2 separate regions of the Homo sapiens genome follow, and region 2 is linked to region 1. A link is a contact called in ENCODE Hi-C or POLR2A ChIA-PET data. All regions are on one chromosome and are shown on one strand. The core of a region is the stretch at or near the end of the contact, and the rest is flanking DNA. Distances in the headings are between cores, read along the strand shown. Region 1 holds the start of C3orf49 (chromosome 3 open reading frame 49). Region 2 has its middle 74 kb from the start of SNTN.

The links. Hi-C counts contacts between places; a loop is a spot of excess contacts on that map. ChIA-PET counts read pairs that join two places held with the same protein, here RNA polymerase II (POLR2A). Pooled maps may share reads with other maps.
Region 2: a loop to region 1 is called in a pooled map, with 7 times the contacts of the local background. The contact joins the enhancer-like site here to the promoter of C3orf49 in region 1. A Hi-C loop is called at or near these places in 1 of 50 pooled maps. POLR2A ChIA-PET finds 5 or more read pairs at or near these places in 2 of 52 experiments (H1 and OCI-LY7).

What each region holds. Positions count from the first base shown.
Region 1 is chr3:63,816,005-63,822,384 of GRCh38, forward strand. C3orf49 (chromosome 3 open reading frame 49) reads left to right here and starts at 3,295. Exons shown (of 7, transcript NM_001355236.2): 1 at 3,295-3,592. The coding sequence starts at 3,468. RefSeq lists a silencer at 2,642-2,761.
Region 2 is chr3:63,723,458-63,729,970 of GRCh38, forward strand. No RefSeq gene overlaps it. Among named protein-coding and RNA genes, the nearest start is that of SNTN, 74 kb to the left of the region's middle. Within about 2 kb of position 2,479, at least 3 of the 41 ENCODE cell types and tissues checked have a DNase peak (open chromatin) inside an H3K27ac peak, as active enhancers do.

The DNA.
Region 1 (6,380 bases), core at 2,045-4,544:
CGATCTCTTGACCTCGTGATCTGCCTGCCTCGGCCTCTCAAAGTGCCGGGATTACAGGCATGAGCCACCATGCCTGGCCTGTTTTTCTTTTTATTTATTTATTTTTAATTCTTTTTTCTTTGTTGATTTTGTTTTTTTTTTTCTATTTGTCTCATAGCATACTTTGTCAGTACCTGAAACAATTTTCTATTGGTTAACATATTGGTGTCTGTGTCCTCCACTAGAATTGTAATTCCTGGGCAAGGATTTTAGTCATTTTCTTCACAACTGAATTCCATTTCCCTGAATAAATATATGAACAAGTTCCCTAAAAACCCTCAGTAAGGCTGTAATCCCAGCACTTTGGGAGGCTGAGGCAGGTGGATCACCTGAGCTCAGGAGTTCCAGACCAGCCTGAGCAACACGGTGAAACCTCGTCTCTACTAAAAATACAAAAAATTAGCTGGGCGTGGTGGCACGTGCCTGTAACCCCAGCTACTCAGGAGGCACAAGAATCGCTTGAACCCAGAAGGTAGAGGTTGCAGTGAGCGTGGTGCCACTGCACTCCAGCCTGGGTGACAGAGTAAGATGCTGTTTAAACAACAACAACAACAACAAACAAACCAAAAAAACCTCAACAACTCCCCATTGCTCTGAAGATCAAGACCAAAACCTTTAATTTGATCTATAGGACTCAAGAGATTTGGTCCTCCCTCCAGCTTATCACACACATCTACCTCTTTGCTCCAGCCACCCTAGCTTTCTTCCACATTTTCTTTTCTTTTCTTTTTTTTTTTTTTTTTTTGTGAGACAGAATCTTGCTCTGTCGCCCAGGCTGGAGTGCAGTGGCGCGATCTCGGCTCACTGCAAGCTCTGCCTCCCGTGTTCACGCCATTCTCCTGCCTCAACCTCCTGAGTAGCTGGGACTACAGGCACCCGTTACCACGCCCGGCTAATTTTTTTGTATTTTTAGTAGAGATGGGGGTTTCACCACGTTAGGCAGGATGTTCTCGATCTCCTGCTCTCGTGATCCACCCACCTCGGCCTCCCAAAGTGCTGGGATTACAGGCGTGAGCCATCGCACCTGACCGCTTTCTTCCACATTTTCAAAGACACTGGGCTTCTTCCACCTCCGGGCTTTGGCACATGCTGTTTCATCTGCCTGGGTCACACAAATTTTCACACGATTGGCTCTTTTCCCCGTTCAGCATTCAGGACCAATGACCTCATTGGACAGGCTTTCCTAACGCTCCATCTAAAGTCACTCCTCATCCTCAGTCACTCTATCCCATCATCCTCTTTTACTTTTTTCATAACATTTACTACCAGCTGAAATTAAAATGTTCATTTCCTTGTTACCTGCATCTCCCACAGCATATTAAGTTATATGAGTTCAGAGATTTTGTGTATGTTGTTCACTGCAGTATCCCTGGTGTCTAGGGTGGTGTCTAGGGTGGTGCCTGGGAACCACTAGGCATTCAAATATTTGTTAAATAACTGAATGACTCAAAGAAGCTTGGGAGGTAGCAGTTATTACTCCTGTTTTACGAACGAGAAAATGAAGGTCCAAAGAGGTTTTCGTTACCCGCCCAAGGACCCATAAGCTTGGAAGGGGTAGATCTAGAATGTAAATCCAGACACAGCTCAAAATTGATGTCTCTCTATACTCTAACTCTTTCCCCACCCCCTTCCCACTCCTTCTAGTTCTGTCATCTGCTTCAGGACTCCTTTGGGAACCTACAAGTTTTGTCACAGATGCCACAGCAGCAAGTGTTTCAGCCTATTACATACACACATACATGCAGACATGCACACACAGAGACATGTACATAGACACCCATGCACAAATAAAAAACAGCTGTCTTTCCTAGCATAAAATTCATCTCATTCATCTAGATAATTGATGAAATACAACAGAATTAAGGCAGGAGTGCCAATAATTGCATGAAAAATATTGCCCTGTTGCTAAAGAAAATATTCATGTATTCATTTATTCAAGCACCTATTATTTATTGTGCTCTGAGGATGCCAACAGATGAGGAAAAACAGACCAGGGAGGAGCATATGTCCATTTGGCCAAGGCATATTAGATATGCTCTACTTCAGCGTTTCTCAAATAAGGGACAGAGGAACATCTGCACCCACTCTCCTAGAATATGGATTCCTGGGTCTCATTCCCTGCTGAAGCGGAATTTCTATTTCACTTGAATTTTGCCATAAAACTATGGCTTGGGCACTATGAGTTGTCCCACTTTAGGGATGAGAAAACAAGCATGGGTGGGTTAAAATGAATTGGCCAAGGTCACATAGCTAAGCTAGAAATGAGAACTCATGCATAATTCCCAAATCCACTCTCTTAGCCCCTTAACATTATACACTTCATTCTAGACCATTTTAAAGCTCTTTTCCCCAGTACTGAAACATACAAGACCCTCACTACTCCAAGTGCAGTCTGGCATCATCAGCGTCACCTGCGGGTTTGTTAGGAGTGCAAATTCTTGGATCCCAGCCCAGATGTACTGTATCGAAATCTGCATCTTAAAAAGACCTCCAGGAAGTTTGTGTGCACTTGAAAGCTTGAGAAGTATGCTCCAGATTATTGATTAATGCAAACACAGAAAGCAGAGTAATTCTTGTAACTCCCAGAACCTTTCTAGAGGAGTTTTTCTTGTTAAGCATCTAGTTATTTGACTGAACAACTCAAACCGCGAGAGGGTAACAGGAATAAATCCTAGTGTCTGCTGCCACCTTGTGGTGAGAAGTTCCATCACAGGCAGAATTCGCTCTTCACCACGAAATAAATGGGGCAATGTTGGAAGGGAGGGGTGGATCAGGTCCTCAATTTAGCAATGTACTTTGAGAGACCACTGCAAAATTCCAAGATGTAATGAAAACCACCCTTGGGGTACATTTTGAGATGTCCAAACAACAACTGGCCTTGTCATATGTGTCCCACAGGACACAGAGAACATTCACCAGCTGTAACTGAGAGATCTAACAGAAGCTCAACTTGTGTTAATCAGCGTATCGTTGGTATTCCTATAGGTCCCTACCACTTCAGAGTTCAAATACGCACTTCTGAATGTGGTGGTCAATTAGTGTGTGGGTGTTTTTTGTTGTTGTTGTTGTTGTTTGATTTTTTTTTTCTATCCAAATGCCAGCATTGAGGCAATCAGATCATCATTTCTGTATTTGCCTTGTTCAAGAATCTGTGAAGTGTTCCACAAAGGTCCATGGAATTTCACACAGCTCTGTCAAATACATCACTGGTGACCTCTGTGAAGTTGTAAACAGGGCCAGTCCCACAAATAATGTCTCTAACACCTGGAAGGGAATAAGGGAAAGACTCTAAAAATTTCCTACATATTTTATTCCGAATAGCCCACACCTTGACAGTACATTCAGTCACTGGATGATTTTGTATTGAAGTCTGTAAGTTCAAGAACTAAAACAATCCAAAACGGCTACTACAGGTGAAGTTGAGAGCAATGGCCCAACCTCAGCTGTATCTACCAGAACCCTTTAAGATTGCCTACAGAAAAGTTGGACAGTGCCGAAGATTCCAGCAACTCAAGAAGAAAAATGGCTCATTCAAAAGGAAGGGGATAGAAAGGTAACAGAGATTCATTTCCTTTTCTGTCAAATGAGAGTCTTTGGGTTTGGCATAGTGGCATGTCCTTTTAAGCATTGCATTTAGGAATGAGGACTCTGGATGGATTGGCGGGGAGGGTACTGCGTTGGATCAAGAAATCTAGTGTGACAATGTAAGCTTCATTTTATGATCAGAAACATCTTAATTGTAACAGGGAAAACCTTTCCTTTCCACTCGAAATTAAGTTTCAATGTGGCATAGGAGACTAAAATAAGTTCTGATCCTATGTTGATATTTCAGCATCAGAATTTTGGACATCTCACATCCCGTGAAAATACTATTATTTTGAAAAGTCATTAGTGCATTCTTCGAAATAGGTCCACGATCAGTGCTTTCTTTCTCCTATCCCAGCAATTTGGGCTGCTGAAATATGTACTAATCACATTTCACTATGGACACATTGTTTAATGTAACGTTAAAACTGCCTTAGACTTGCTATTTTTTTGCCAATGACAAAACCATATAGACAGGTATGAAACATCCAAAATATAATATATTTTAATTTGGAAAGTCAGTGTGGTGATTTATTTTCCAATTTCTTTGGGCTTCTCTCTTACCAGGTCCATGGGCTATAGTTCAGACATGTAGAAGTGAGGTGTTTTAATGAGTCCTGGAAGCATCAAAGACCAAGCTTGTGAACTTCCATGGACAAAATAAAATACTGCAGAGATTTCCACTTTCAATGAAAAGTAGGCACTCCGGGGGAAGCAATACAACCAAATAAATTCAGTACCAACACAAAAATATTTAAAAACTTAAGAAGGGGAGGGTTCTGCTCATATCAGAAATTGCAGCAGTGTGTTCCTAGGCTCTGGAGCTAAATCACCTTTGTTAATTATGTTCTAGATAGATTGGGGATGAGAGTGGGGAGGATGGGAATGGGAAACACCTTCTAGAGATTCTGAGACCACTTAGAACTGGGCTTTTAACATGGGTGGTCTTCAAAATTCCTGAATCTCCTGAAACTGTATTTGCATTGTTCTGTGTCACAGTATGTGTATGTGTGTACATGTTTATAGTAGTAGAATCACTTAAAAATTAAATTATTATTAAAGGAGTCTCAGAGGGGTCTACGGGAGATTAATCCTACCCATAAGTTATCTCTGGGTGAATTAGGAAATGGTGCTCCCTCCTCAGGACATTTTACTGCCATCTGCCAGAAAATCATTATAATAACTATACACAAGTCTAAGGATGAAATTGAATAGCACCCCCTAGAAGTCATATATGTACATTTTGCAGAACCCTGCCCTTGGTCCCAGAAGGGAGGCTGCTAGCTTCTCCCTTATTTTGCCCTCTAGTGTGGGCTCCCTGCTTGCCTTTTAAGTTAATGGATTTTCCCCATAAGTTAATGGCTTTTCCCCACTGTTCTGATCCACATGGTAATAAAAAGTATCATTTATGGAATGCTTTTTAAGGTTCCAAACACATGAATTATTTCCTTTTATTTTCATAATTCTGAAAAGATTATGCCCATTTTCAAATGAGAAGACCAAAGCTTATAGAGGTTACATGACATGCCCAAGGTCACAGAGTTAGGAATTGTCCTGAGTTAAACCAATACCATTCAACTCCAGTGTCTAGGCTGTCACTGAACCACTTCCCATATATAATTACAGAAAAAGGCTGAATGATTTGGGTTCTGTTTAGAACAGTGTTTTCCTGGAGAGTAGTACATATGCTACTGATGGTACATGAGATATTTTAGGTAATATATGAAGAACATTGTTAATGGTTATAAATTTGTTTTAATCCATATTAGAAATATATGTTATATATTTAATACAACGTAATAGCATAATATAAAACCTGGGATTTCACCCAGAGAAATGAAAACTTATGTTCATACAAAACCTATAGATAAATGTTTATAGCAGCTTTATTCATAATAGCCCCAAACTGGAAACAACCCAAGTATCCTTCAATCAGTGAATAGTTAAACAAAGTGTGGTACATTCACATCATGGACTATTACTCAGCAATAAAAAGATATGAACAATTAATACACAAAATCTGGATGAATGCCCAAAGAATTATGCTGAGTGAAAAAAAGCATATCTCAAAAAATTACATGATGTATATTTCCATTTACATAACATTCTTGAAAGGACGAGAATTACGCAAACAGAAGACAGATTCGTAGATGCCGGTTTAAGAAAGGGGGGACCAGTGGATAGTGGATGTGGCTATAAAACATGAGGGATCCTGGTGTTACTGGAAATGTTCTGTATTCTGACTGTTTCAGTGTCAATATGCTGGTTGTGAAAATATAGTTTTGCAAGATGTCATCATTTGGGGAAACTAGGTAAAGAGCACACAGAATCTCCCTGTATTTCTTTCTTTTTTTTTTGTTTTTTTGAGACAGAGTCTCGCTCTGTCGCCCAGGCTGGATTGCAGTGGCGCGATCTCGGCTCACTGCAAGCTCTGCCTCCCGGGTTCACAACATTCTCCTGCCTCAGCCTCCCAAGTAGCTGGGACTACAGGCGCCCGCCACCACGCCTAACTAATGTTTTGTGTTTTTAGTAGAGACAGGGTTTCACCGTGTTAGCCAGGATGGTCTCGATCTCCTGACCTCGTGATCCGCCTGCTTCGGCCTCCCAAAGTGCTGGGATTACAGGCGTAAGCCACCGCGCCTGGCCCCCTCCCTGTATTTCTTACAATTGCATGTGAAACTATAATGATCTCAACATTAAAATTTTAATTTAAAAAACACCGAAATTTCATGGATATTATTACTTTGGGTGAAGCT
Region 2 (6,513 bases), core at 1,229-3,728, 93 kb before region 1:
TCCTGCACATGTACCCCAGAACTTAAAGTAAAAGTTGAAAAAAATTTTTCTAAAATAGATGCTTTCAACAGGCAAAATAAATAAATAAATAAATAAAAGAAATGTAAGTAATTAGACTGTATAACAGAGATAAAAAGTTAAAACTTACGTACTATATGAAATAAGTCTAAACTAATACTGACAATAACTAACACAGTTTTACACTAATTTTAGTAGTGGGTTTCTAGGCAATCAAAATTTTAAAACTTAATGAGAGGCTGAACTTTCATTAATGGAAAAATGGATACATACAAGTTCCTCCATAGGTGAGCTTCCTCCTTAGAACACTAACTCTTAATTGAAAGGTATTACATGAATCCTGTATACAGGCAAAGACTAATTATCTGTTTCTCATAGTGTGAAGAAGTTGGCTGGTTTGTATAGAAGAAATAAAGTACTTAAAAATATAAAAAATAAAAAAAAAGAAAGAAAATGGGCCTCCACAGCCCTCTCCATGTCTTCCCTTTCCCTGCTGTACTCAGCCACCCCAGCCCTCCTTCTCTTTCTCAAACTTACCGACTCATATTTGCTATTGTTTTTGTCAGGAAGGTCCCTCCCCTCCTACCCTTAGCTTTCTCTTTACCTGGCTCACTCTCTCATCTTTGAGGAACCCCTGGGAGGAGGTCCCATGCTTCTCCTGACTACCTCCACTGCACCCTGTACTTCACAGCACTTAGCACCATTGGAACCAAGCACTTGGATGCCTATGTTGTATTCCTTGTGTCTCCCCTTTAGACCAGCACTGCCCGATAGAACTGTCATGTGAGCCATAAATGTAATTTTAAATGTCCTCATGGTCACATTTTTTAAAAAATGAATGGAAGCCGATGAAATTCATTTTTATCATTTACTTTATTTAACCCAATATCTAAAATGTTGCCATTTCAATGTGTCATCAATATTAAAAAACTATTAAAGGTATATTTTACATTTTTTTCACACTAAGTTTTAAAGATCCAGTGTGTATTTTACACTTTACAGCGCAATAAAATTTGGACCAACCCCATTTCAAGGCTCGGTACTGTCACGCAGCCAATGGCTTCGTAATGGACAGCCCAGCTGTGGACACTTAACTCCCTGAAGACACACAGCACATCTATCTTACTGCTGAGTCTCCAGCACCAGACTGTTTTGCTCAGAGAAAGAGCCAGATAAGTACTCGCTTTGGGGTGGTTTTTTTTTTTTTTTTCGCTTTTTTGAAGAATATTTGTACTGAGGAAGAAATGGAGGTACAGAGAGAGGAAGTGATTGGCCCAAGGTCACAGGAATAATTAATGCTAAAGCAATTCTAGCTCCCAACTGCCAACTGTGAAAAGGAACTGTATCGCCCCTGTGCCTCATGGAAACTCTTTGCAACAATCTCACAGGTCAATCTGCCATTCTTGATGCAAACAGGCTCTCAAAGTTCAGCCCAAAGCACATTTATTAAAAGCTTTACCTTGAAAGATAGGAAAAGTTTGGTTTTATGAGAAAAGTTGTCATTCTATTACCTTGTAAATCCTATCAATTGATAGGTATTATGTAATGGCATTAACAGGCTCTGTGCTGACTACTGCGGATGCTGTTTTGAAGCTCCTGTACAGCTATTATATTATCAGTGGTGATTTCCTTCAGGATTCAGGATTCTAGGCAGAGCTAAGTGAGTCAGCATTAGCCCTCCCTCCCCAGGATTGCGAGGGTGTGAGGAGCGGTGTTGGGTGTGTGGGTGCTGGTGAGGCAGCCAGAAATGTGGTCAGCATACTTCACATTCCTAGCCTTGATTTACCCCCTCTGAAAATCAGAGTGGGGTTAGTCATAAGAAAAATCTCCCTCCTTCAGAAGGTTTCATTGTAAATGAAGGCACAGCAATCACCCCCCATCAAAAAAGAATGTAGAGATGCAAAAAATATAGGCTCAGCCTAAACTTATAAGTAGAACAAAGAGAGTTGCAAAACAATATCACAATATGATCCTACTTTCATCATAAAATGCATATTTCATATATTTATATTAAAGGAAAGTAATTCAGAAGATTGCTTTTCAAAATATAAATTATATTTATCATTAGATGGTAAAATTATGCATGATTTTTAATTTTTCTGCTCTTAGTTCACTCATAGTTTTGAATTTTCTTCAGTAGGTATGTATTACTTGTACAGAAAAGTAATGACTGAATATTTAAATAAGCCTGTGCACACATACATACACTCATATATGATCCCAAACATTCCAACAGTCTTTAAGTGCTAATTATTTTGGGAAGTGCCCATGAAACCCATTATTTCTTTAGCTTTTCAGTAAATGACTTTGGCCCTTTCAAGCTCACATAGTCCCAAGGACAGAAAATCTGCTGCCCTCAGTGCTATCAACAGCATGAGGAATGTAGCCTCCTGCAATGTGTAAACAGAAACCGCCACCCACCTGCAAGCCACTGGGGGTGAGGGGGCCTTCCCCAGGATGGAGATATGGGAGTCGGAGAGCTAGCCTGAGATTTGGCACAGCTGCCAGCAGCCTTGTTAGAAATTCAACATCCTTAACTAGGAAACAGGTTTTGGGGTAGGTTGCCAAAGAAGGTGTTAAACAGGTAATTGACCTTCTTCTGTTTTGGTGATGATTAATTCAAGTAGCCATTTCCCACTTTCTTGAGATAAGAGTTCAGATCAGGATCTAAGCCTGCCAAGTAGCATTTCAAAACATTCTAAGGGTTGCCAGGTGCAGTGGCTCACGCCTGTAATCCCAGCACTTTGGGAGGCTGAGGTGGGCAGATCACCTGAGGTCGGGAGTTCAAGACCAGCCTGACCAACATGGAGAAACCTTGTCTCTACTAAAACTACAGAATTAGCCGGGCATGGTGGCACATGCCTGTAATCCCAGCTACTCGGGAGGCTGAGGCAGGAGAATTGCTTGAACCCGGGAGGCGGAGGTTGCTGTAAGCCAAGATGGCGCCATTGCACTCCAGCCTGGGTAACAAGAGAGAAACTCCGTCTCAAAAAAAGAAACAAACAAACAAACATTCTAAGGGTTTAGATTACTTTACCAAGAGGCTGCTACTGCAGGCAGAACTCTTAGACCAGTGGTTATCAACCAGGTAGACTTTGCTTTTCAAGAGACTTTCGGCAATGCCTGAAGACAATTTTGGTTGTCACAACTGGTGGGAAGTGGGTGCTACTGGCAGCTGGTGGGTAGAGTCCGGGGATGCTGCTAAGCCTCCTACAAGGCACAGGACAGCCCACTACAACAGTCAGGCCAATGTTAATAGTGCCAAGGTTGAGAAACTGTATATTCGACAATGAAAGAAATTCTTCGATGCTTTGAAAGAAGGCCTACTTTTTTTTTTGCTAAAGTGAGCCATATCACTGGTATCTGGCTGTATTCCCCCCATTGGCCAACAGGCCAAAAGGAATTCTCTGAATGTTCTTAGTATCTTGTATCAGTGTATCACCTATCAGTGAACCCTCGCCTTAGGACAGGCAGGCAAAGTGAGCTTCCTTCTGCAAGCCAGCTCCAATCTGTTGGTAGTGACTTCTAGGATTGGTTCTCTGGAAGCAGATCTTGAGATGGTGTTTGAGGTAGGAGATGTTTATTAGGGATCAATGGTTGCAAAGGGAGAAGTTTTGGCAGAGGGAGAAGACAAACACAATTCAAGTCTGACAAAACCGCGGCCACCCTGGAGAAGAGCTCTGGAGCTGGTACTGGTATTTCCCATTAGAAGGAAGAGCTGGGTCTTTATAAACCCCCTCACCTAGCAGCCACCTGGCTCAGTCACTAGGTGAATGCTGTTCCAGGAGAGGCATGACTTTCAGTCAGGGAGTGCACTGTAGCTGAGGCTAAACTTAAAGTTGCTGACATCTGGAATGGCTGCTAACCACACTCCCTACAGCTGGACATCAAGGCCTTCCTTGAAAGGGAATCTGGATTTCACACCTTCACATATATACCACAGGGTGCATCCATACTCAGCAAATAGGCATGCTACAGCCCATTAGCAATGCCTGCCATGGTCCATGTGCAGAACAGCAGCATCTGTGCTAGGTATTTGGCAACCCTACATTAGAAACAGGGGCCAATGAGTAAGACCTATAATTGCAATATCATGGTGGTACCTGAAAATCAACTGGGTCTGGAAGAAAACCAAAAAGCAGGTATGCCAATGAGAAATGGAACCTGCCTGCCATCTAGTTAACTGTCTATCTATTGGGCTGGATTGAAAATGGAAGTGTTCCTTTGGTTTCTCATGATAAATTGCTTACCCTTCCTTTGTTTATTCCATGTCACTTATTACACACCCACTATGTGAAGAATTTGGCTTTTACCCAATTCATTAAATTTGTGCCCTCAGCCCCATGGGCTTCTTCAGTCTCTGCAGCCCTAACTAGAAAAGCCTAGTATTATAATAAGTGGCCTTTAAGAGTCGACCTAACCTTCTCTGCTAAGCATCCACACCACTAGCTTTGACTTCGGAAGGTAAGTAAGAAGAGGGTTTTGCCATACTTACGTTATTTTTGTGGATTAGATTAACATGGTCCAAAACTGTTGAGAAAGAGAGAATTATTTCCTTTTCTAGTAGGCAATCATTTGAAGATGCAGTGTTTTGTGTGAGGAGCTAGACAGCTCACACAGCTAATAACAAGAATAGTACTAGTGACTTGGGTTATTATAATAAATATAATTAATGACTTTTCAAACACTATTGGTTAGATGTTATGCTAATCATTTTAAATAAATTTATTACTGTGTTCCATGTTGATTTTTTAATTAAAATAAGAAGAGGGATTTTTTTTTAAAAAAAGTTAAATTGATAGTCTTTATCCACAAGCATTACCTGCAATCAGGTAGGTTGGTGCCTTTGAAGATACTGCATAATGTTAAATAAAGAACTGTGTAAACCTAATGTTATTATTCACTACAATAAACGCAAACTAAACCTGTTTTAGGTCCAATGGGACATCTAGACTGGCCCTACAGTCAGGTGCACTAGGAACAATGTGTGCAATATATCAAGAACACAATAAAACTGCCAATTTTTCCTATTTAAAGCGATCCACAGAGAGTTTAGATGATGAGCTAACAAAATGAGATGTTGTTAATTACATTCCTTGATAATTTTGATCCAAAAGGGATCATTTTGCTTTTTCCAACTGAAAGTAAATCATTTATTATAGATGAAGGAGTATAATTTTGGAGCTGGATGAAATATCATGTAACAATACTTCATGGAAGCCATTATGCATATGTCTCGGTCCATAGCAGCTTTATTTTCAACTGGTGAAAATATGCTGGTCTGGTCCAAGGAGCCTTCTTAATGAGGAAAAACCTAATGTTTTTGAAATATCTAGGTCAGATTTCAGAGTCAACTAGATTTCCCCTTTGCTTCAATTATATAATTCTAATGATTACTTTTGCTTCACAACAAAAAAAAAGCTGCCTGGTAGATAGTGAGCTTCCTATCTTGAGGATATTTAAGCAGACCTAGGATCAACACCGAAAACATTGTAGGAGAAAGTCATCTCAGTCTATCAAACAAGGATTTGGCTAGCAATATTTCAAAGGTAATTTATTTATTAATTCTACTAGGTATTTATCCAAAGGAAAAGAAAACAATATATCAAGGGGATACCGGCACTCACATGTTTATTGCAGGACTATTCCAATAGCAAAGATATGGAATCAACCTATGTGGCCATCAACGAACAAACTGATAAAGGAAATGTAGTACATATATACAATGGAATACTATTCCACCATAAAAAAGAATAAAGTCATATCATTTGTAGCAACACACAACACAGATGGAACCAGAGGTCAATATGTTAAGTGAAATAAGCCAGACACAGAAAGACAAATTTCACATGTGCTCACTCATCTGTGGGAGCTAAAACAATTGATTTCATGGAGGTAGAAAGTAGAATGATGTATACCATAGCCTGGGAAGGGTATGTGGGTGGGAGTGGGGATAAAGAGAGGCTGGTCAATGGGTGCAGACATACAGTTAGATAGAAGTAATAAGTTCTAATGTTCAATAGCAGACTAGGGTGACTATACTTAACAACAATGTATTATATATTTCAAAGTAGTGATGAGGACTTGAAATGTTTGCAACATGTAGAAATATTCAAGATGATGGATATTCCAAATACCTTGACTTGATCATTATACACTCTATGCAAGTAGCAAAATATCACATGTTCCTTATAAATATAAAAACTTTACACACAGTAAATATGTAAAAGAAAAGTGTTGAGCCTTTCTCTTGAGCCTAGCATTATGGGATGAAACTGTGTGTAAGTTGCAGCTCCTATCTTTAAGTAAAACACAGTCTAGTAATTCCTTTTAACTTTGAGATTCTATAACTTTATCTTAATAAAATTTATATCAGATCTCTATTTTCCACTTTTAAATATTTTCTTTAGGGACAATTTTTAAAATAATACTTCTTTGTGCTTTTTTAATATAAAGAGAAATGCAGGAACATATCATCTCACCTTTTTTCCTGGT